Linked DNA regions of Mus musculus: regions 2, 3 and 4 are each linked to region 1. Evidence: chromatin loops called from intact Hi-C (ENCODE). Cell type or tissue: gastrocnemius. All regions are shown on one strand. Links, peaks and the distances in the headings refer to the core of each region. The heading gives the core; the rest is flanking DNA.

Region 1 (5,966 bases), core at 2,317-4,816:
GCTTTCCAGCACCAGAATCAGGTGGCTCACAACGACGCCTGTCATTCCAGCTCCAAGGGATCCAACACCCTCTCCTGGCCTCTGTGGGCACTGCACAGGTGTGCAGGACTCCACACCCAGACACATACATAATCTTTACAAATAAAGTAAAATTAAAAAAAAAAACAGCTTTAAAAAACAATGATCAAACCCACAGAAAAAGCAGACATTCTATTTTTTTAATGAGATGGCGAGGAACAGTTGAACACACAGCTGCATCTTCCTATGACATTAGTGCGAGCTTACACCCCACAGGTGTCACTGCACACACACACACACACACACACACACACACACACACACACACACACACACAAAATTCGTTGCGTTTTAGTATGTCTCACAAAGGAAGTGTGGAACCATCACTACCCCCAGGCTTAGAGCATCTTCTGCGTGATAGGAAACATTTTGCCATTCTCCCTTTATCCTTATTTGCCCCACCCCCAGCCCTACACAATGACTAGCCCACTCTTGTGTATACAGTTCTCCTGTTCTTAACCTCACTATAAACAGAATCTAGCATATGGTAGGCAGGCTTCTGTGACTGACTCTTTTCATCTAACATCATGTGTCGAAGCTTCACCCACTTGGTAGCATGTAATGATATATTACAGCCTTTTACAGATAAAACGTGTTCTGTGGCATGAGGAGACCATATTTTACCATCTCTTTCTCAATGGTCATTTGGGTTGTTTCCATTCTGGAGCTGTTACAACATCCTTGTGTAAGTTTCGATACAGACTTTGAGTTTGTTTCTCTTGGGATTATAGGAGGACAGGATCTGCTAGGACAAACAGTAACCTTAATCCTTTGAGGAACTGCAAATACATTCTCAAAGTAGACACACTGTTTATATACCCAGTCGTAGCCTGTGAGGGATCCAGTTCTCCTGCATCCTCACCCAAGTGTGTGGTTAGAGTTTAGAGTCTAACTAGCCTGGTAAAGGAACATCCTACTATCCCAGCTTTTCCTGGTGACTAAGGCTATTCACGTGCTTCTGGGCCAATTCTGTATCTTCCTAGGACAAATATTTAACCAAGGTTTATTGGGTTTTTTTTTCCTGCTAGAGGGAGGAGAGATTGAGACAGGATCTAGCTATGTAGCCCAGGCTGGCCTCAAACTGGAAGCAGTCCTCCTGCCTCAGCCTCCTAAGTCCGGTGATTATAGGTGTGAACACATCTTTTAACAATTTTTTTAATTTAGTTGTATATTTTTAATCGAATTGTAGGAGTTTGTTATATAATCTAGGCATAGGTCCCTTGCCTGATTCATGAATTTCAAACATTATTTATTAATTGGTGGAATGCATTATTTTCACTAGGTGTCTTTTGAACCACAGAAGGGTTTTTAAAGATTTGATAAAATTCTATTTGTTTTCACCTTTCCCCACTCTTTGTGTAAAATAGCTAAGAATCTCTGACAAGTTCAAGGTGCCATACTTTCTTCTGAAAGTCTTGCACATTTAGCCCTTATGTTTAGGATGTTGGCCCACTTCAAATTAGTTTTTTGTGTATGATTTTACACAGAGGCCCAGATATCTATTATTATAGTGGTTAGTGTTGTGATTTTTAAGATAGGAGTCTCATTATGTAGCTCAGGCTGGCCTCAGACAGTGCTTCTGGGCCCCTTGTGTGCTAGGACTCTGGATGTGGATCACCATACCCAGCCATCATGCAGGCATCTTCTTAATGTGTTGCTCTATTTCTGGCCTGTCAGCACCTCATTCTCTTGCCTACCACTGTTTTAGAGTGAGTTTTGAGATCAGGACATTTGAATCATCGTGCTTTGTTTTACACTATCCTGTGGACCTTGTTACTCATGGAGATTTATAATCAACTTGCTGGTGGTCCCATTTCCTTTCTATTGCTGTAATAAAACCTTGCGAGCAAAAGCAACTTAGAGGATGAAAGAATTGGTTTCCATTCACAGGATACAGGCTGTGTCACTGAGGGAAGTCGGAACCTGAAGGCTAGCCAGCTCGCTATTCCACAGAGCATCACATCCCTAAAAGGCACGGTTGCCAAGGAATTACAGCAGAAACCACGATGGTCCACATCAGTCATGTGGAGCTACATGCATCTCAGAACCACCAGCCCAGGGAATGGTATCACCCATAGTGGGCTAGGCCCATCTATATAAAAAAGCAATCCAAAGCTGGGCAGTGGTGGCACATGCCTTTAATCCCAGCACATGGGAGGCAGAGGCAGGCGAATTTCTGAGTTTGAGGCCAGCCTGGTCTACAGAGTGAGTTCCAGGACAGCCAGGGCTACACAGAGAAACCCTGTCTCGAAACGCACCCCCCCCCAAAGCAATCCAAACAGTCCACCTGATCTGGGCAGTTCTCAGTAGAGACACCCTTCTCAGGTTATTCTAGGCTGTGTTAGCAGATAAAACTAAATACCATCTCATAATGGAGGAATTCTTTTTATCTTGCAGAGTCCAGCATTTCCTCCCTATCCTTGTAGGACTGCATTGCAGAGCACTATGTTTGGGGATCTTTTCTGTTGGACATACTTAGTTTGTTCATCTTCCTGAAGGTTTAGAATTTATTGTTTAAACAGCTAGGAAAATATTTTATTAGAACTATATTTGCAACAACACAGTGTCTATTTGGTTCTTTTTCATAATTTCAGTCTCTGAATTTATAGTCTTTACTAAATGCAGTATTATCATAATGCCTTCTTTTCTCAATTATGTTTAACTTTTATTCTGTGACATCTTCATGATGGCCCTCTTAGAAGTCATATGTGTGTATATGCATGTGTATGTGCACATATGTGTGTATGCATGTGTGTGTAGGCATATGCACATGTGTGTGCACCTGTGTGTATGCATAAACATGTGTGTGTGTGTGCACACACACACATGCGTGCATGCGTGCGTGTATTCTCTTAGAATGGACAGCACTTGTCTGAAGTTTCACATAATGTAATTTCAGCTACTTTTTGTCAACAGCAATCTAGAAATATTAAATGAAAAATTCTGGAAATGAAAACATCATGCATTTTTAATTAGTTGCCACTCTGAGTCATGTAATGAAATCTAACAGTGCATGGCTCTGTCTCTTCTGGGATACAAATTTGTCTTTTGTCCAGCATATCCACTCTGTATATCTTACCCACCTGCAAGTCACTTGGAGTCATCCTCATTGTCACTACATTCATCCTATGATCACAGTACTTATTTTCAAATATCCTTACACGATGGCCTGACTGTACTTCACATCCATTTACTGTGTCCTACCATGTAGGCATCACTATCACACATCGATAAGAAAAGCTGAATATGGTACAAAATGATATAGAGCCTAAAATTCATGCAACTTTTGTTATACTACATTACCATTGTTTAATCACATTATAATTAATGTCGTACTATACATAATTTACAATGTAAACTTTGTCATGGGTACATATTTACAGGAGAGAACAGCATAGGATACAGTAGTCTGGTAATGCCTTCGAGTGTCCACTAGGGGTCTCGGGCCACTATTCCCCACGAAAAGACTACTATGCACATACCAGCTTTATTTCCAAAGTGCATTGCACGAGCTGTACTTCTCGCTTTCCTTTTCACATCTTGTAGTTTTTATATGTGAGAAACTAGATATTTCTTTGTATACTATAGAATCTGTGAGTAGAGAGCCCACTCTTTCACCACTTAGAGCTTCTGGCCATTGTTTCCTTGTTTGTTTATTTAGTGACTGGCTGAATTATTTTGATGAGTCTGTATCTTGCCTATTGTACTTTGGATATAAAATGTCATCATTCCCCAGTCCACAAGCCTCATGTGTTGAAGCCTCAGTTCCCAGTTGGTGGCACTATTGGAGGGTGACTGAACCATATGGGCCCTAACTTCGTCAATAGATCAGCCCACAGATGAATCCACAGCTATCTGGACCATTAGAAAGTGAGGCCTGGTTACAACAAAGAGGTCATGGGTACTATGGCTTTAAAGGATATATCTTGTCCCCTGTCTCCAATTTCTCCTTCTTTGCTTCCTGTGGCAAGAGGGTGTGGGGAGAAAGTTATTATCAAGATTAACATAAAGAGAAGCCAATTGGTAGAGAAAGGTCAGAAGCCCTTTCTCACCTGTTTCATACAACACATGGAGCATACTCAAGAAAATCCGCAGCATACAGACATGGCTAAAGAGGCAGGTGCTGTGGAGGGATCCTACACAGCATCATGTGGCTTGTAGCCTAGAACTTTTGGGCTTTCCCCCTCAGTCTTCTGGGCCAGCCCCCATTCTCAGGCATGTTCTCCCATTCATAAGCCACTACCTCTAGTCCTACTTCTAACCACGTGTCCCTGGTCCAATTCTTTGCTGCTGATCACATGAGCCTGGATACTTCAGCAGGTTTCCAAGACTCCAACCCACACCTGAAACCCTCTTGCACAACTCTCCTGCCCTGATAATTCTTCCTCAGCAAAGGCCTGGACTAGTCACAATCAATCCAGCCAGCCATGAACAGAAACCTCGGAAACTGGGCCCAAATAAGCCAGTTTTTCAGTGACAGAAAGTTACCACCACAATGTTCCACCCCCAGTGTTCTTCAGAGAGGCACAGCTTGGGTGTGTCCATAGGCGCCCATGTTGTCAGTGGTTTGGAAGGACTCTCCTCTGTCCCTTACCACACCCACTTGTCAAATTCTACTCATTACCAAATGAACCCACTACTGTTTCCAACGATGTCCTGGGCCGTAAATTGTTCTACAAAGAACTCACCCAGATTCTGACTCCTTTGAAAGAACACTCTGCATTGTCAGGGTTTGGCTGGATTCAGACCCACAGCCCCCCTCTCTGTATGTGAGTTTGGTTTTTCCTCACAGGACCAGGGTGCCCACGTTTCCTTTGCATCTTGGATTATTCCCAGATGTCTTTGCCATAACCTTCCTTTTCCTTCATAGTCCCTTTGGACTTCAATTTCTTCACTCTGAGGCAAATGGCCATTTCCTTGGGGACAGTTTAAGAGCTGTTTGCTCCTTGGCCCATTTTCCCGTCGCCGTGGCATTCTGGGAGCCAAGGCTCTGGCGTTTGGAGTAAGAGCAGCAGCAAGCTTCCCTCAAATGTCTCCTCATCAATGCTGAGTCAGGGGCCTTGAAGGGCAAACTCCTATATTAATGTCTTCAATGAGACTTCCTATTTATTTTCGGTTAAATCCCCACGACATGACATCCCACGACATGACATGAGGCTATCCAGAGGCATTAGGTCCACCACTGTAGTTTAATCTTAAACAGTGTTCTGTAATCTTGAGCTAATTATAAGAACCTGAAACAAAACCATTCTCCATCTTCTTAAATTAACACCTTTAAGCTGAGAGGGGTGAGCTAGGATGTAACCAACTGAGCATGCTCAGAAATGTGCCCACCAATGCTTTGTTTCAATTGTTTAGACTCTCAGCATAAAATCTCAATGCTTCATTTCTTGAGGGAAGGCACTGCTTTGGAAACAGCTCCTAAGAGCTCCTTATTTGCTTCAGGGAATCCATCATTCCCTACCTCATGCCTTGGTCATGCTCAGTTCAGCTTTTCTCTCATCAAAGGATCAGCCCACTGCTCTCAGTTAGAGGCTCTGTCTTCCTGGTTGAAACAGGACAAGAACGAGCAGGACCCAGTAATCATAGCGCAGAGTTCCTGTGCCTTTGCCTAAAAGGTGAGCCTGCCTAAGAAAAAGAAGCCCTATCTCACACTGTACTAAGCTGGGGCTGGATCTCAGGAGTGGGTAGGAGGGTAGGATGAGAGATGCCAAGGACCAGCTCCCCAGGGAAGAAAGCTCATTGGCTAGATGCTGGGAGGTGGAGCCCTGTGTTTGGCTCTTACAGTTTAGTGTTTTCTTAGTCTCAGTGAACTGGGATAAGGGGGTATGAGAGAGCAATCTTGATTTGAACAGCAGATTCTTCAACTTTCACCAAAATTTCTTGGC
Region 2 (5,966 bases), core at 1,311-3,810, 420 kb after region 1:
CGAGGGTGAGAAGAAATGTGCGCGGCCGACAATATGCGCCATCCCTAGATGTTATCTTAAAAGGGAGAAGAGTAACTTTACAATGAAGAAACTCATCAGCCCTCCTGCAGATCTACGTATATATAAGACCAACTGACAGCGTGCAGTTCCTGCCCCTCGGATGCTGAAAAGGGCACGCCATTCCCTTAAGGGATGAGGAGGGGACGATCTGAGGAAAAAGAGATGGATAGTAAGCCTCCCGAAGATTAAAAGTGAGCTATGTATCACATAAAACCTCCGTGTTTATGGGTGCACCTGTGGTGTAAACCAGCAGATCCCGAGAGAAGGCAGCGCCTAGCGGGCAGGGCTGTGACTGACTGCAAGGCTGGCCCCGCCCCTTCACATGGCTGCTGGCGACTGAGCGTTAAGGTTGCCAGTGGTTACCAGTTTTTATGATGCTAGCCTCTTCCATGATGTCCAGTTTTCAATACGTTTCAGTTTTATAGCTAGAGAAGGAAGAGGGAAAAAATGACACAATTCTGTTCTTAAGTGTGTGAGTGTGATCCGGGGGTCGGTTTCCCTTCCTTTCCGCCCTGGGGACAGAATCTGCCTGGGCGGCTGGGCTCGCCGCGCTGCCTCGGGAACTCTGCGCGCCGGTCCAGGAGGAGGAGTTGCAGGAGAAAGCCGCCAGGATGCTGGAGCTTTAGAGGATCAAAATGCATTATGTATCAATGACCTCGTGGCGCAATGGTAGCGCGTCTGACTCCAGATCAGAAGGTTGCGTGTTCAAATCACGTCGGGGTCATGAGTACCTGTTTTCCTACAATTGAGCTAGAAAGGCCAAAGCCCTGGCATTTTCAAATCTACAGACAAGTCATTTACCCAATTCTTCTCTATACTGATAAGAAACTTGGCCACTTAACTACAAAACCACTTCAGCATTTGCGATCGGAATTAAATTAGACAAAGAGCCAAATCAATTCACAGATGACCAAAATAGAAGCGGGAAATGTAATGTATACCAGCATGCTTAAACACATAAAGAGGAACAGCAAAATGAAGTTTTAAACTCTCAGTTTTGTTTGGTTGACTGGGTAGTTTTGATCCAGGTGTTGGGGGCGGGGCTTCAATACAGGCCCTCACACAGTCACTTTTAAGCTGAGGTTGAAATGGCCAAAACATTTTCGCTGAAAACCTTTGCTCACACACTTCTAACTCTGAAGGACGGCAGAGACTTAAAATACAAGGAGGCGAGGAATTAAAATTCTTATAAGTGAACTTTTCTCTCAGCTGGTTGAGGAAGGTTTTCTGGAGCCTTCCTAATGCTGCTGGTTTCTTTTCGCGTGTCTAAGCATCAGGTTTTAAACGGACTCTAAGCCATAGACTGTGACAGCAAACACCTTGCGCTCATTCGCAGCTCCTGTCCTCCCTGCCTAACCCACTGCCAAACACAAACTCCAAGTTCGTTAGATTCTCCAACCTTTCAAATGTTTATAGTCAAGGAATCTCTTTTTTAGCATTATATCCTAAGAATTAATTCTGTAAAAACATTTTATTTTAAATGCCTACTGTTCAAGATTATGAATGCCATATGAATAAATAAGGTTTTAAAAGATCTACCTGTCAGATAATAGTCTATCCTTTCAACATCATTATTACAAAAGAATTTGCTTGGGACTTCTATGTGTGTGTGCGCTCGTGTGTGTACAGATTTTTCAGTGATCAATTTTAAACACCAACTCATCTTATTTAAAATTAGCAAAGATTTGTTTTCCCATTATACGAAGATAAAAAATTATCGTACATTCTACAAAAACAGATGCAAAAATGATTTCCTGAAAAAGAAAAGGTAGAGAGAAGAGAAAGAAAACTTAATTTTTTATGTGTGTGTGTGTGTGTGTGTGTGTGTGTGTGCGCGCGCGCGCGCACTGGCACAAATTGGTGATCTTCATCACTACAATAAAAAGTTAACTTCATAAAGAACAACAACAACAACAAAATTTTATTTACTCGTAGCCACGGAGACTGAAAGTCCAAATAGCATAATAGGAGCTCTGACAAAGGTTTCAAGGCCTGTGACAGAATCCTACGTGAGAGAAAGAGTCCCGTCTTGAACACTAAGGTCAGAGAGAGTGCAAGAAAGACAGGCTTACTCCTTTCATGACAATTATCCAGGGCTTGTAGGACAGTTTCCTGTCTCCAGTGACTAAGGAGCCTCCTCCTGGCCACTTCTAAGGTTCTGCCCCCACCCCTACTACCACCCCCCAACACACTGATGATGAAGAGGTGCTCCAAGCAGGAACACGTTTTAAATGACTCGCGTTTATCTCCGAGTCAGTGCAGCTCCTTCAGCAGGTATCCATTTAGTGGTTAACTTTATATTTCTTTGTTAGAAAGGATTCCTAGCTTCTAAATTATATTGAAGAAAAAAAAAAAAAGCTAATGAATTACACTTGGAAGTGTAATAATTCTCTAAGGTTTAGGATGTGGTCTGTAGAGGGCCAACTTGCAGTCTGGCACCGCCCTCTAGTGGCTGGATGAGAAAATGACATGACCCCTGGGCATGCCTATGGCTTTAATGACAAACGGAGCCAGCATAGGGGCACATCTTATGCAAGCCTGTATGATTCTATGATTTAGAAATGCCTTCTAGAAGAAGCCTCTGTTTTTCCACATCACACTCTGAAAGAGGGGGCTGCTTCCAAAGTAGTCTATCAGAGTGAATATTTAACAACCAGAGTCAAGGCCTATGATGGATGGCCTTGTACCACCAGGTAAACCAAAACTAGTAACAGCTCCACTTATTGAACCAGACACAACATTACCAGCACAAGCCATTCTCTTGCCAAGAGTTAGACCCATCCAGTTTAAAATTAATTTAATGACATTATAATGGCCCAAAACATATTACCCAGATGGATTTGGAGGAAAACCCCTACAAGCACTATCAGCAGGCACTTTTGTGGATGGAGCAATGCAATCCTCGGAGGTATTACAGGCAGAGGAGTAGCAGCAGCCATTGTTCAACCTGTTAAAGCAGAACTCTACTGTATACAAAAAATTAATGCAGACACAGCCAAAGCATTGCATGCAGTATCACAATCAATTGATGCATTGCATATGATAGTCAATACCATGGAAACACAGATAACGGGTATTCCAGGAAACATACAGTCAGGAATACAAAAGGACACTGAATCTCAGTACCACTAATCATAACCTGATTGTGTGCCAAATTTATGGATCTAATGTATAAGTATATCTAGAGAATTAGACATATTGGAATGGGCAGATGAGCCCCAGAATTTCAAACTACTCTGGACTCTGAAAGAATGTCTTGGTGTGCTGACGGCATATGCGAACTAAACTTAGTACAGATATTTTCAGATAGTGCACAGAATGGATACCTGGATAAACATATACCACAATCAAATAAGTGGTATAAAACACCATTATACACAGGAGGAAACCTGGTTGGCGCCAATTGACCATTTCATATGGATAAATGTTAACAGCACACCAGCATCCCATGGAACAAACTTACAGATTAGGACCCAACACATATTTATATCCACGTGTACCCATAAGAAAGATGGAAAATACAGCGTTGGCATATTCCACTATGCCTCAGACTGTACAAACCCTGTGTAACTATCAATTCTTAGTGTGCACCAATAATGACACTATCACTAGATGCAATTATCTAAATGAAACATCCGTGGACAATAATCATGTAAAATGGAATATAACTAGAGGATGCTATCTTGTACATAATTGTCCGCAGATCATAGTCCACAATCAGATGAGAGTAACCACAGTATACTACCAAGTTACTTCTCATCTGATGCCCAATTTGATTTTGAATTGGAGAAAGACCGCAAAAGGGATAAACTTGTTAAAAGCATTACAGAGATCGATGAGATAGCAGAGCACAATGAGAAACAACTACAGAGCATGCATCAAACACTCTTGAACCGAGAAAAAATTTCGGTGCATAAGACAGCAGAATTGCACAATATGGTAGGGCTACTCAGAGCAGACATCTACATTCAAAAGGACTGGAATAAGGAATCGAAAAAGTGTGGCATATGGGACCAATTAGCCAGGACTGCTCAGATTGATTTCGTGTGTTACCCTGTATAGAATTGGTTTCATTGGTTGAAAGAAGTATTTTGGTTCCTGATATTTTGCATTCGTCTTGTACTAACCATAAGAATAAGTTTGTTTCTTTTAGACAAGTCTGCAACAAGAACAGCAAGAACTCCTAATAGAAGAACTAGGGGGTGCACTCAGAATGCGACCTGGGAAACTCCTGGCAGCCGGATACTGCTTTGTTAATTGTTTCCATAAAACTATTTTAAGAGCCATTGAAAGACTTGTTTAACAGATTGCATGTGTTTCACATTTGGAACTCCCTCAAACTATACTTATTGTACACCCCCATTAACCTGCACCTCTAGGGTCCACTAGAGGAAACCCTACTTTGTATGTTAGTAAACAATGTTTGTTTCCGCTTGCCAATGACCAGATACCCACTATATAAGGAACCAGTTAGACAGACAATTCACTGCATAGTCTCTGTGTTTGCAGCCCACATAAACAAAGGCAGCCATTATCAATGCGATCTATGAAAAGCTCTGATCATACGTGATGGTGAGTCTGCAAAAGCCTTGCTCTTTGGAGACCACTGCTACAGTGAAGACTGTCATGGCATCCTGCTCTCTGACCTGAAGACAATTCTCAGCTGCCCTGGCTGCATCAAGATAGAGGATCCAGAGAGAGGAGCTGCTGTCTGAGACATGCCCGAGCGACTGACACACTGAGAGCCTTGCCTGCAAGCCTCTCTGCCACTTGCTTCTGAGTCAGGTACCCCATGAGTGTGTTGTGAACTAACGCTTGCCATCATCGTGAATAAACTTTGAGATCAAACAGTATCTGGACTCTGTCCCGCCTTCCCAGCCTTAAGCTGGACATGACTCGAGATACCATTGCAGATTACAGGACTTGTAGCTGGCGGATACTGATAATTATGTCTCTCCTCTGGTATCGTCCAGTACTGTAAATACCAGTCAGTAAGAGTGGAGCTTCTAGTTAGGCACCAGCTCGAGTCTTTTCTGTGTTCATAAGTTACGTGTTGTCTTCAGTGATAGGGCATTTCCATAAGGTGGTAAAGAGTAACAAATAGCCTAGGCAATGTCCTGTGGTGTTTGGGGGGGGGGGTCCCATGGGACCCCTTTGGCCAATGGCTGGACAAGACGTAACCTATTCCTGGCATCAAAGGTTTTACTTGATGGGATAAGATGTGCATAGCCCAATGTTATTGTGGCTCTGAGTCACTAGCTCCATCAGGCCAGACCTTATGGTAGCTCAGGGGTTCAAGCTTCCACATGTTATTGGAGGCTTCCATCTTCTTGCCTTTCTCACCACTTCCTGCACTGCCCTGCTAACACCGCCACATCCTGTTTTTCAGCTATTGCATCCCCTACTGATTTCTCCTTGACTCATGGGATGCTTCCTGGCTGAGCCCATTGATACCTCTCCCAATGCTTCCCCTCCCAGCCTGAACACCCACCCAACTAAAAGAAGGCTTTGTGGATCTCCCATCTTATGACCTGAAAGGCCCCAAACACACTGAAGAACTTAAGGCCCCTGGAAAATAAGCTCCCGATAGGGCTCTTTCATTTTACAGCTGGAGAAGCTGAATTACAGATGATAGTATCAAAGACATGGGGCTCACCTCCCCATGACGCCTCCCCGCCCCCACCTGTAGCACACGCGTAGCACCCGGACACCTCAGGCCCTGCAGCATCTCCTTGATGACTATCTTAGTTCCACTTACCTGCGAATGTTTTATTTATTCATTATTCATTCTAACGAAATGCTGGGCCCTGGGGAGATGGCTCAATAGGTAAAATACCCACTGGGCAAGCATGAGGAGTTGAGTTTGGAGCCTCAAAACCCACACAAAAGTCAAGCACAGGACTAGA
Region 3 (5,966 bases), core at 2,101-4,600, 410 kb after region 1:
CTTAACCACTGAGCCATCTCTTCAGCCTTCTTCCTGTATGATTTTTAATGGTGAAGAGTCTCACTGGATTTGCTACTCTAAAAAATAAATAATAAGATTAAAATAAAGATAGGAGTAGCTTGTACCTCGGATGATAGCGTACATGCCCTGGGTTCAACCCCCAGCACCATATAACTAGCTGCAGCAGTGCATGACTAAATCCCAGCACTCTGGGAGTGAGCATAGGAGAGTCAGGGTCATGGTTGTCTCCATATTCTGAGGCCAGCCTGAGACAAATGTATCTTACATACAAATACGTATGCATACATATATGCATTTGTCATTGTGGTCCTCTATTCAACTGCACCTTCCCTCAATTCTACTGTCTGTTTTTCTAGGAAATATCAAATAGTCAAGTTTCTGGTTAAATAGTGAAACTATATGTTCATTATAAGTCTATGCTTTTTTTTTTTTACCCTGTTTAGTGAGAGTTCCCCAGGTTAGGACATAAAAGCAAGTTGATTTGTTTTTCTTCTTTCCCCCAGACTTGGAGAGAGACCAAATCTGCAACTAAGGATGCTGTGCTATCAGAGAACGGCTTTGGAAAAGATTTATCACAGAAGATCGCTGTACTGGGGGAGAAAGGCCTATGGGGCTCCAGAATGGAAGGCCTGAGAAGTGGAATGGCAGGATATGAAGACTGTGAAATATTCAAGAGCATCACCCGAGTCAGAGACTAGTAAGGAGGGAGAAGAAGCAAGCTGCTCTAAGGGGCTCCAGACTTGAAGCTTCTCTTTTCCCAGAACCAGGAATTGTCACAGAAGGACCTGGCCAACAACGCCGAACACATGAGGGAATCTCCACGAAGAATTTACATTTGATTGCAGATACCCATTTGGGGGAGGTAATCGTCAAGGATACAGAAGACAGAAAAATTATAAGGCAGACTTCATCATTTATTTTGAGGGAAAAAAATCCCAGTACTGAAAAATAAAAAACCCTATAGATGTAGGCACATGTGAAAGGGCCTTTTGTTTGAAGGCACTGCTCATTCAACATGAAGAGGTCACAATAAAGAGAAACTTTATGAATGTAATGAATTCGGAAAGGCCTTCTTTGCGTCTTCATCGCTCACAGTACGTCAAAGGATTCACACTAAGAAGAAACCTTGCTGCTGTAATGTCTGTGGAAAATCTTTCAGCCAGTGTGCCCACTTTAATCATCATCAAAGAATTCAAACTGGAGAGGGAGCCTACGCATGCATGCAATGTGGGAAACCAAAACTTAGTGATAAACCAAAACTTGTGCCGTATCAGGAAACTCACCAATGGTGAGAAGCCCTACAGATGTGGCGACTGTGGGAAAGGCTTTCAGAAGTAAGTACTATCTTAGTGTGCACCAGAGAACCCAGACCAATGAGAAGCCATACAGACGCAATGAGTGTGGAAAATCTTCCAAGGATACCACAATTTTTAATGTTCTTCAAAGAATCCATACAGAAGAGAGACCCTGTGAATGCTGTGACTGTGGAGAGGCTGTTCGTGTGTTCTCATCCCTCATTAATACATCAGCATATTCATTTCTAGGAAGAAAACCCCCTACCTGTGTTCTGAATGTAGGGAATCCTTCAGAATAAAATCACATTTAACTGTACATCGGAGGGTTCATACTGGGGAGAAGCCATATAAATGTACTGACTATGGGAGGGTATTCAGCAAAGTGGCAAATCTCGAGGCGAGTCAGAAAACTTCTACTGGAGTGAAGGCAAGGGCGTGCGCGGGTGTGTTAGTGTTAGTGTTGTGCGCGGATGTGTTAGTGTTAGCGTTAGCATTAGACACCCTTATTCCACATCAAAGAACCCACACTGGAGAAAGCCTTTAACACATCTAGAATGAATGCCTTCTAAGTGGAACTGCAAATGCCTGTGGCTTCTAAGAAGATTGTAACCTAGTCAGCGCCCAGGAGGAAGTGCAAATAAAAGCTAATGAACCAAATGGGTCTGCTTCACGGAGTTGGCAAAAGTTAACCTTCCTTTGAGGGTAGGCTTTAGGGAAGCCGCGTGCTCTTACTTAAAGGCTGTGTAGCGTATGCTTCCACTAACAAACCAGCAATTACAAACTATTTAATCACCCATTCTCACTTGGGAGCCTGATCCACAGAAATAAAGCATCATCAAGCTTAAGAATACAAATAAAGAGACCTTTGTTGAAGTATTCTGTAGGGCAGAAAAGAAGTCAGAACTAGAAATGTCCAATTAAAAGGATAATTTGGAACACCAGAGGTAACTTTTAGTATACAGACATGTTAATTTCAAGTTTCCCCCAATGTTTATAAGTAACTTCTTGTTATAATAAATGTAAATATAAGATTTATTTTTTATTATCAGATGTACTCACACAAGTAACTAGATTTACATGAAAACACATTCAGAAGAAAGGCTATAAGTATTAGTGAGGGGGGGCATTTACTTCCCCTTCTGAAGACTTGGGTTTTATTCCCAGTATACACACGTCAGCTCACAACCTTTATAAATCCATTTCAGGGGATCCAACGCCTCCTTGCGTGTTGCACACATGTGCTACCTATACATACAAACGGTCAAAATATAAAAATAAGTAATTTTTAAAGTATCTGTGCATGCATGTTGGTTACTTTTCTGTTGCTGTGATAAAGCACTGTGACCTAAGGAAGAAGAAGGGGGTGTGCCTGGGGCTCACAGTCCCAGGGAGCTAGGCCTTCATACCATCTTGGTGGTGTGCGTGAGGATGCCCAATAGACTTGTACATTTGAATGCCTCGTCCTCAAGTGGTGCAAATGTTTTAGAAGGACTGGGACAGCCAGACCTACACAGAGAGACACTGTGTTTAAAAAACGAAAAGTGGCGGAATGAAGGCCCACGGCCCTGGGGGCTGAGGCGCCCGCCGCCTGGGGAGGGCCGCGCGTCCTCATGGAGGCCGGAGAGGAGCCGCTGCTCCTGGCTGAACTCAAGCCTGGGCGCCCCCACCAGTTCGACTGGAAGTCAAGCTGCTAGACCTGGAGCGTGGCCTTCTCGCCAGACAGTTCCTGGTTCGCCTGGTCTCAAGGACACTGCGTGGTCAAGCTGGTCCCCTGGCCCTTAGAGGAACAGTTCGTCCCTAAAGGATTCGAAGTCAAGAGCCGAAGCAGCAAGAATGACCCAAAAGGACGGGGCAGTCTGAAGGAGAAGACGCTGGAGTGTGGCCTGATTGTGTGGGGGCTGGCCTTCAGCCCGTGGCCCTCTCCACCCAGCAGGAAACCCTGGGCACATCACCATCTCCAGGCGCCTGATGTCTCTTGCCTGATCCTGGCCACAGGTCTCAACGATGGGCAGATCAAAATTTGGGAGGTACAGACAGGGCTCCTGCTTCTGAATCAAAAAGATGCCACCAAGACGGCGTGAGAGATCTGAGCTTCGCGCCCAGCGGCAGTTTGATTTTGGTCTCTGCATCCCGGGATAAGACGCTTCGCATTTGGGACCTGAATAAGCACGGTAAGCAGATCCGGGTGTTATCCGGCCATCTGCAGTGGGTTTACTGCTGCTCCATCTCCCCTGACTGTAGCATGCTGTGCTCTGCAGCTGGGGAGAAGTCGGTCTTTCTGTGGAGCATGCGGTCCTACACACTAATCCAGAAACTAGAAGGCCACTAAAGCAGTGTTGTCTCCTGTGATTTCTCTCCTGATTCCGCCTTGCTTGTTACAGCGTCGTATGACACCAGTGTGATTATGTGGGACCCCTACACCGAAGAAAGGTTGAGGTCACTTCATCACACGCAGCTTGAACCCGCCATGGATGACAGTGACATCCACATGAGCTCCCTGAGGTCCGTGTGCTTCTCACCCGAAGGCTTGTATCTTGCTACAGTGGCAGATGACGGGCTGCTCAGGATCTGGGCTCTGGAACTGACGGCTCCGGTTGTCTTTGCTCCGATGACCAATGATCTTTGCTGCACATTCTTCCCACACGGTGGAATTATTGCCACAGGGACGAGAGATGGCCATGTCCAGTTCTGGACAGCTCCCCGGGTCCTGTCCTCACTGAAGCACTTATTCGGGAAAGCCCTCCGAAGTTTCCTGACAACGTATCAAATCCTAGCACTGCCAATCCCCAAGAAGATGAAAGAGTTCCTCACGTACAGGACTTTCTAGCAGTGCCGGCTCCCCCACCTCCTGCAGCAGCAGCAGTACAAGGGACTGGCTAGGATGGAGTCAGGCAGCTCACACTGGACCAGTGTGGACCTTCCTTCCTCCCATGGCATGTGCAAGTAGGTCTGCGTGACCTCACTTCTGAGGTGCCGGCCTTACCTCGTCTTCATCCGTGGTGAGCAGCCTTCGTCAGTCTAGTTGTGTTGAAGCCAAGTGCAGTTGTGGATGTTGTTGGGGTAATAAAGGCAAGCGGGCTCCAGAGCCTCTCTGGTGACAGCCAAGCCACACTCCCTTAACTGGGAAGTACCTGCCACGTAGGGCATTTCTGCTGCCCATTTCCAGCCAGCGGCTGCATGGTTTGAAGTTCCTCCGTTGTGGTCAGAGGAACTCTGGTGTTTGGTTCCCTGCTCAGCTGCGCGTGGACTGGGCTGAGCTCCTCACCATATACTAATGCCGGCTTTTATTTCCTGTAAACAGTGGGTGCATGTGTAGGAAGTGACAAGCGCGTATTCAGATCATACGAGGAGGCGTTCCTCGGGGCATGACGGTCAGATGGCCATTTATCAGCATATTTATTTGTATTTTCTCAGCAGATAGTAAGGTACAACTGTGTTTTCTCAATTGTCTCGAAGAACCAGAGTTCTTAAGTGGCCCAGTTGTGGAGCCAAGTCTAAGTCGTGTGGAGTCAGTGCTGACATCACTGGCTGTCTGTCACGTGTGTTTGTCTCTGCTGCTTGACCTCACGGGATGTACCCTCCAGTTCAACTGCCCAAAACAGACAGCCCCTTCCAAGCACCGTTCTTTGACAGCAGTAGCAGCTACCTATTCAAGTCGCCTCACACAAAATCTGCCTTAGAAAGTTAATATATTTTAAATTATTTTAAAAGAAACTCAACATCTTATTCTTTGGCCTTTCTTAATTGATGCTTTATGGAGGCAGTGTTAACATTGTACAGTGTATGCATGGAGGAGTCTCCTCTATTTGAAGAAGAACAATGCAAAATGAGGCTTTCATTGAAGGGAGAAAAGAGAAAAAGAAAAAGAAAAGAAAAACAACAACCACAGAAGGACTAAGAAGTGTGTCCTTGTTGGAAGAGGTGTCACTGAGGGCAGATGTCAAAAGCCGCCACTATTCCTCTCTCTCTCTCTCTCTCTCTCTCTCTCTCTCTCTCTCTCTCTCTCTCTCTCAGTGTGTGTGTGTGTCTGTGTGTGTGTGTGTGTGTGTGTGATTTCTAACCGCAGAGTAGACACAAAAGGCAGAAAGGGACCAAATCTGGCCTGAACAGATAAGACTTTATTAGCATACACAAGGCACAGCCTCTCTCCCAGGGAAGGGAGGGTCTGCAAAAGGGAGAGAGCTGAACAGCGTTCTTATAGGGGTTGGAGAAGGGCTTGGGTAAGGGAGATTGGTACAGCAGTAAAGGACACCTTAGTCCAAATCTAGCAAAGTTTGTTCAGAGTTGTTCTAACAGCCAGTAATTATGAGACATACACCTATTTGCACACATAACTGTACACATTCATAAAAACATCTGCACCTGCACATGTTAAAGTATGATATACATACACACAAAGGTGTAGCTAATGAAAGCTGAGTATCTCACTGTCAGAGAGAAATCATAAATAAGGGGGGAAATGGAATCGCCCTGCATTACAATGAGAGCACCTAATACCCAGATCCACCACAATCCATCAACGGAAAACAGAGGTCTCTGGAGGAATAGTGGGCAAATAGTGTGCCAAGGGGCTGGGGCAGGGGAAGCACAGAGTGAGACTGGGAGGTCCAGCTGCCACTGTGCCACCTGCTGCTGACAGCACTGTGCCTC
Region 4 (5,966 bases), core at 1,911-4,410, 260 kb after region 1:
CAACCATAACCAAGAGAAGGGAGAGTGATTTGGAAGCGGGGCAGGGCTATAAACCTTCACAGCCCATCCCAATGACTTCCTCCAGCAAGGTTCAACCTCCTAAAGACCCCCAAACCTCTCCAAATGGCAAAACTAACTGTGAACCAAGTGTTCAATTACATGAACCACTGGGGTACACTTCTCAGTCAAATCATGGCATGTCCTTAAAGTCGCTTTCAGACATATCCTGGCATATGGTTTCAGACATATATCCTGGCATATTTCAGACACATCCTGGCATACTCTGCTGCTAATCTAGGGGTTATGAGAACTAGATCTTTTGTTCTGCCTCCATATGATGCTGGGGTTATACGGGGCCTCCCCTGAAAGAACTCAGTGGGACCAAGGTTACTGGGAGGATACAACAGTACTAGTTCTCCCCCAAACCCTTGCAATGTTTAGGGGTTCACAGGAAGGGCTTTGTTGTCCTGCCAGGTGGCAGAAAGTTGTCTGTTTCTTAATCCCCAGACTATAGAGGGTCACCCCCTCTGCTGTGCTTTGATAAACTTCCTGTTTGGATAACCTAGATAGACAGGTAAGTCCTCAGTTTGGATCCCGATAGACCCACAGTGAGTTTAAAGTGTTCTATTTCAGAACTGTGTTTTAATATGCTTAGCCTCCTAAACACGATAGCTGAGCCTTGTCTGCCTTCAACATGCCAGGGTGCTACAGAGTGCCTACAGCTGGGCAAAAGCCGGGTACTATTGAACACCTTCTGAACACAGGCAGTCCAATGGTAATGAGTTGGCTTCTGCACCCTCACGAAGTCAAAGCATTGTAAATCAAACCAATCAAACTTGTACTTCCCTGTCTGTAGAGTCATGTACATTTTAAACAAACTGGAGAAGACAGTGGATATGTTTTTATTAATGTGGTGTATCTCAGACTAGGGGCCACTGAGTCATACCTCCTGCTTCTGGCTCCTGGAGTAGCCATTGTGCTTCAGGCTTACTGCTTGTGACCAAACCTAACCAAACCTAACCAAACCATGGAACGATACCCAAGTAGGGGCTGCACCAAACCAGAAGGGAGATGGTCCACACATCCCATGGCACTCTCCCTCCCAAAAGGCTGGTGGAGAGAAAGAAATTAGGCTCAGTTGGGACCTCATGGAGATGGGCCGCTGCTCCCGGGCCTTCATTTCTTTCTCTCCAAAGCTAGGATGCTAAATTTCATTAGATGAAAACCCCCTTAGGTCCTGAGCCCGAAGCGCAGTAACTTTCTGTTCTTTCACACGCCACTCCTGGGGCCCCTCTTCTCTGTACTATGCTGGGAACGTGCCCTCTCATCACATTTGGGAAGGAGGGAGTGTCTGGGGCCCAGAAAGGCTGTGAACAGTCCCTAGGCAACCAAGACGGACTTCAGAATATACAGTCAGTCTTAAATGGCAAGGCGCTTAGACAATGCTGCATTGTGGCGTTTAAAAACATGCATTTTTAAGAGCCTGGGCTTACTGAGTCAGTGATCTGGAACATTCTCAAGATGCTAAAAATATCCTCCAAAAGTGAACTGAATTTTAAACTGTGCTTTAAAAAAATGTTCTTTGTGAAAACAATCGAGTGTTTCTTCTTTGAGAGTTATCTGTTTCCTGCATTTAGATGGTCACCGGGATTGCATGAGCCTCCAATAGGGCTGGGGTGAACATCAAGACCCAAAAGGCTTTTCATCCTTGCTTCCATAGCAGGGGACAGAAACTTCTAAGTTTTAATCTCTTAAATGATTTGCATTTTCGAAGCACAGTGTTCTTTCCCATCCGAACACTGTTGCCAGACAGCGAGACAAAGGACATCTACATTTTCAACCAGGAACCGAATTTGTGTCTGCCAAGTACTTCGTTTCTGATATTGCTTGATTTTTCCATAGCAAGACACAAATCATGGGCTTGTCAATGGTCTGAAACATTCCGGGCAAAAGGATAGCTCTATGTTACCACCATGATCTTAACTCTATGCAGCAATGATGGCTACTTTTCATTGTTAATACCACAGTCTAGAATCACCCTAGGAGAGTCTTGATGAGGGAAGAACAGTGTACATCAAGGTGACCTACTTGTGGGCATGGTTGTGAGGTTTTTGACTACCTTAGTTGCCCTGAGAAGATTCCATTGCCTGGGTTTAAGAGTGTAGAAAGAGAGCTGAAACTATGCCTGTGTCCATTCCTTCCCTTCTCTGTTCTGACTATGGGTGTGACTAGCTGCTTCAGATTCCTGCTGCCTTCCTTTCCCCCACAGTGATGGGCTATAACTTCCTTCTGAGTTGCCTTTCTCAAAGCACTGTGTCACAGTGACTGGAAAGGAGACAAAAGGCAACTTCTCCCTAGTCCCCACTAATGTACACTTGCAGATATAAGGAAGGCAAATATCCATTATAGCAAAGTAAGACTGAGTCAGGTAAGAGAGAAGCTAGGATGCACACAGTGTCCAAGATGGTTTTCTTAAGTGAGCCCTGAATCCAAGGGCCAACAGAAAAGGAGGCAAAACAGCCCTTCTAGCTACCATGACCAGAACCTGTGTGGCTGGTAGCTTTTATAGTGGAAGTGGTAGTTTGGTTTGGCTTAGTGTGAGTGACAGAATCTTGATATGTAGCCCAGGCTGGCCTCAAATTTGCTATCCTCTTGCCTCAGCCTCCTGAGTATTGGAATTACAGTTAGTTAACTCTTCTTGTAACTATGACAAAATCCCTGGTATAAACAAGTTAAAAAGAAAAGGACTTTATTTTGGCTTATGGTTTCTGTCCATATTGCTTAGTGCCACAGATTCTGGGCCCATGGTGAGATAGAACATCATGGTGAGTAGATCGTGGTAAAAGCTATTTAATCTCATATTGGACAGGGAACAGAGAATGAGGCAAGAAGCAAAGATAAAATACCCACAAAGACCCATTTCCCAGTAAACTACTTCCTCCTGCTAGGCATAGTTAAGGATAAAATAACTACTAAAACCTCTAGCACCATCAACTGGGAACTAAGCCTTCAATACCCGATCCCAAGGGCACAATACATTCAAACTGTAACACCCAGGGCCTGTCACCAGGGGGACACACCAGATTCTAACCAGAACACCCAAGACCTATCATCAGGGGGACACAGCACATTCAAACCATAAAACCTAGAGCCTGTCACCAGCCAGGAGACCGCAGAAGCAAGAGACAGACTCTGTACTCCACCAAGAGCACCTTCTTTCACCCTGAATGGAGTAGCAGCCACTTACATTCAGCTAGCTGCTAGAAGCAGAGATGCTCAACCCTCGAGCTGATGTGGACCATCTGCCTAGCCGTGAGCACACACTTAAGAGAATCTTACTTCAGTTTGCACAAAAACATTCACTCAGTGTCTGTTCCTGGAGATGACCCATGCCAAACACTTGTGTGAAGTGGACACCAGGCCAGGTGCTGCTGGGGAATTCACCAGTCACAGGAGCAGAACCAGAGGCCTAAGCAGAAGGCTGAGACACACGATGGGAAAACATTTCATGCTGAAATGTCACCAAAGAGGCTTGGATTCAGGCAGGAGTGGGAACAGGACAGTATTTTTAATTGTTTCACTTGTGAAGAGTAATTGAACTATGAAGCTAGGAATCATTATACGCCTCTGAAGAGCAGATGAAGAAGTTAAGACTACAGTCACCCTAAAATCCAGCTATCACATGCCTCCACACCAACACACAGATGCATACACCAATGCACCCCTCTGATGGACTACGGAGTTGGGCCAAAGGCCTTAGCAGGGTGAATTCAAGGCCCTGTATGGGTTAAAGTCACAGAAGCAGTGCAGAGCCAGGACACGATGACAGAAATGGAGAAGGGACGCTGGCGATTGTCACAAGAGTAACTGGATGTAAGAGTTGGGATAGAGATGCTCAGATTATTAGTGTTAGAGCTACTATAACATGCAACACGACTGCAGGGCTTGAAAGAAATTCCTCTCTTACTATCTGAGGACTGCAAGTCTGAGACCCAAGTATCAGTAGGTGCCCCAGGCTGCTCTCCTTGGCTTGTTGGTGGTCAGCTTCTCCCTGTAGTTTCCCATGGCTTCTCTTTGTGGGCCTGTACCAAAACCTCTCTACGAAGACACCAGTTACATTGGATTGGAGTTCCCTCCTTATCTCTCCAGATTTCTCATCTCTAAGCACAGTCCCATGATGAGGGATGAAAGGTTAGGTGTTCATCTATAAATTCAGGGTGTGCAAGGCTGCCAGAAACCATTCACAATGTGATGGTGAGTTTGGTTCCAGAGGCCAAGTTGTAAACATCAAGTCACAAAAATTGAAGTATGAATGTGTCCCTGTCTAAGAGTGGGCTCAGTTAACCAGCATCAACCTGCATGCTCCTTCAGTTCCTTCATCCCCCAGAGGAGCAGGAGGCAAGCCTCTTCAACCATGGTGGCTAGAAAGCATTTGCTGGAACTCAGCCAGAATCTCTCCAGTAGTTCCCAAGGTGTCTTCCAGGACACAAGCTCAGCACGACGGTCACTGTGACCTCTGATTGTGGCCTCCGAAGAGTTCTCACGTTGTTTCTGCATCTTCCCTGTTCCCATCTTACAGATGTGACTTTCCAGTCACCTAGCCTACCCTGAGCTTGATCTTTGGACCATTCTCCATCTCCTCCCTGACACTCCTTCCTAGACTTGCCCTTTCCCTGGATCCCAGGCACATATGGCCTCTTGTCCAATGCGTGTGCCCAGCTTCCTAGCCAGTTAGGCCTCCCGTTTACCACACCACAGTGGGAAGTGACTAGCAGTACTTTCAAATTCTTACCATTAAATGTGATATTATTATTTTTAATCCCTCTCATACTGGTAGCAAGAATTCTTGACTCTGACATGTTCTTATAATATTATTATATTACTCATATAATATGTTAACATTATTATAATATTTATTCCAGGCTAGTATAACAAAGAATAAATAAATTGATAAATATTAGAAATTAAAAAGCAAATATATCTATACTCAAAAAGAAAAAAGTCCCAAAGGACACATTTAAAAACATTAAGAAAATATGATTATAGTTGGTTGTGGCAGCAGGTACCCATAACACCAGCATTGTAGCAACCAAGGCATGAGGAGTCCAAACTTAATCCTATCTCAGGAAAGAAAAGAAAATAGAAAATATGATTATAAAAAATACTATTTATGATAACAACAAAATAAATAAAAAGCCAACAATAAATCCTAACAAAGAGATGAAAGGTCTTTGTGAAAAACTTACATTATTGATAGAAATCAAGAAATGGAGAGTCACAGGTTTTATGGATCAGAAGGTTCAATATTGCAAACATGGGACCTTCCACCAACTCACAGTTTCAACTAAATTATAAGAGAAGCCAACAGGGCTCTTTAGTCTTTAACAAAGTTGGTTATAAAATGTATATAGAAGAATGCAAAATAATAAAGATTGTAAATTCTAACACCCAGTTTAAGCGCTGTTTCTTACAGAGTAGTTTAACCCTCCAACAGAGTCTGGAGAGATGGCTCAGAGGCTAAGAACACTGGGTGTTCATACAGAGGACCTGGGTTCAGTTCCCAGAAGCCACATAGCAGCTCACAATCATCAATGATTCCAGTTCCAGGGGCTCCAATGTCCTTTTCTGTCCTCCACAAGCACCTGACACACACACTGTACACATACATAAATTTAGGCAGTGTACTCATACACATAACATTTTAAAATCAAAAAAAAAATTAACTAAAAAAGGTCTACACTGATTTAGTGTGCTGTTGGATGTTCAGATAGAAGGACAGAAGGAAAAAGTGAGTCCAGACACAGACACTGTTGTGTAAGAAGCCAGGGATATGTTTGGTGGATGCTTGGTATGCTGTGTGGAAAGGGGGTGCCTCTGTGGGCCCATGCTGAGGCATCCCTTCCCCCTGAAGGACCAGCCACATGAAAGTATAGTATAGAATAGAGTTTATTTAAGGCATGGGGAAT

The links. A loop is a pair of places that touch in the nucleus more often than their neighbours do. Peaks named below come from ENCODE experiments on the same cell type or tissue, not always from the same donor. Only the 100,000 strongest peaks of a DNase experiment are listed, where the experiment ranks them.
Region 2: a loop joins it to region 1, with 3 times the contacts of the local background. A loop is called at or near these places in 20 of 42 quality-filtered maps.
Region 3: it touches region 1 in a loop (2.3-fold over the local background); 20 of 42 quality-filtered maps call a loop at or near these places.
Region 4: it touches region 1 in a loop (3-fold over the local background); 9 of 42 quality-filtered maps call a loop at or near these places.

What each region holds. Positions count from the first base shown.
Region 1 is chr11:63,162,839-63,168,804 of GRCm38, reverse strand. No RefSeq gene overlaps it. Among named protein-coding and RNA genes, the nearest start is that of Pmp22, 34 kb to the right of the region's middle. In gastrocnemius, for the core only: a CTCF peak has its summit at 3,498; a DNase peak (open chromatin) is centred at 3,523; H3K27ac peaks cover 1,190 bases.
Region 2 is chr11:62,740,833-62,746,798 of GRCm38, reverse strand. n-TWcca8 (a tRNA gene) reads left to right here and starts at 713; the gene lies at 713-784. In gastrocnemius, for the core only: a CTCF peak has its summit at 2,510 (motif pointing left); a DNase peak (open chromatin) is centred at 2,513.
Region 3 is chr11:62,748,241-62,754,206 of GRCm38, reverse strand. It overlaps the pseudogene Wsb2-ps and a transcript of Zfp286 not described here. Among named protein-coding and RNA genes, the nearest start is that of n-TWcca8, 5.1 kb to the right of the region's middle. In gastrocnemius, for the core only: no CTCF peak of the experiment used is centred there; DNase peaks (open chromatin) are centred at 3,012 and 3,206.
Region 4 is chr11:62,907,023-62,912,988 of GRCm38, reverse strand. No RefSeq gene overlaps it. Among named protein-coding and RNA genes, the nearest start is that of Tvp23bos, 13 kb to the left of the region's middle. In gastrocnemius, for the core only: a CTCF peak has its summit at 3,071; no DNase peak of the experiment used is centred there; H3K27ac peaks cover 657 bases.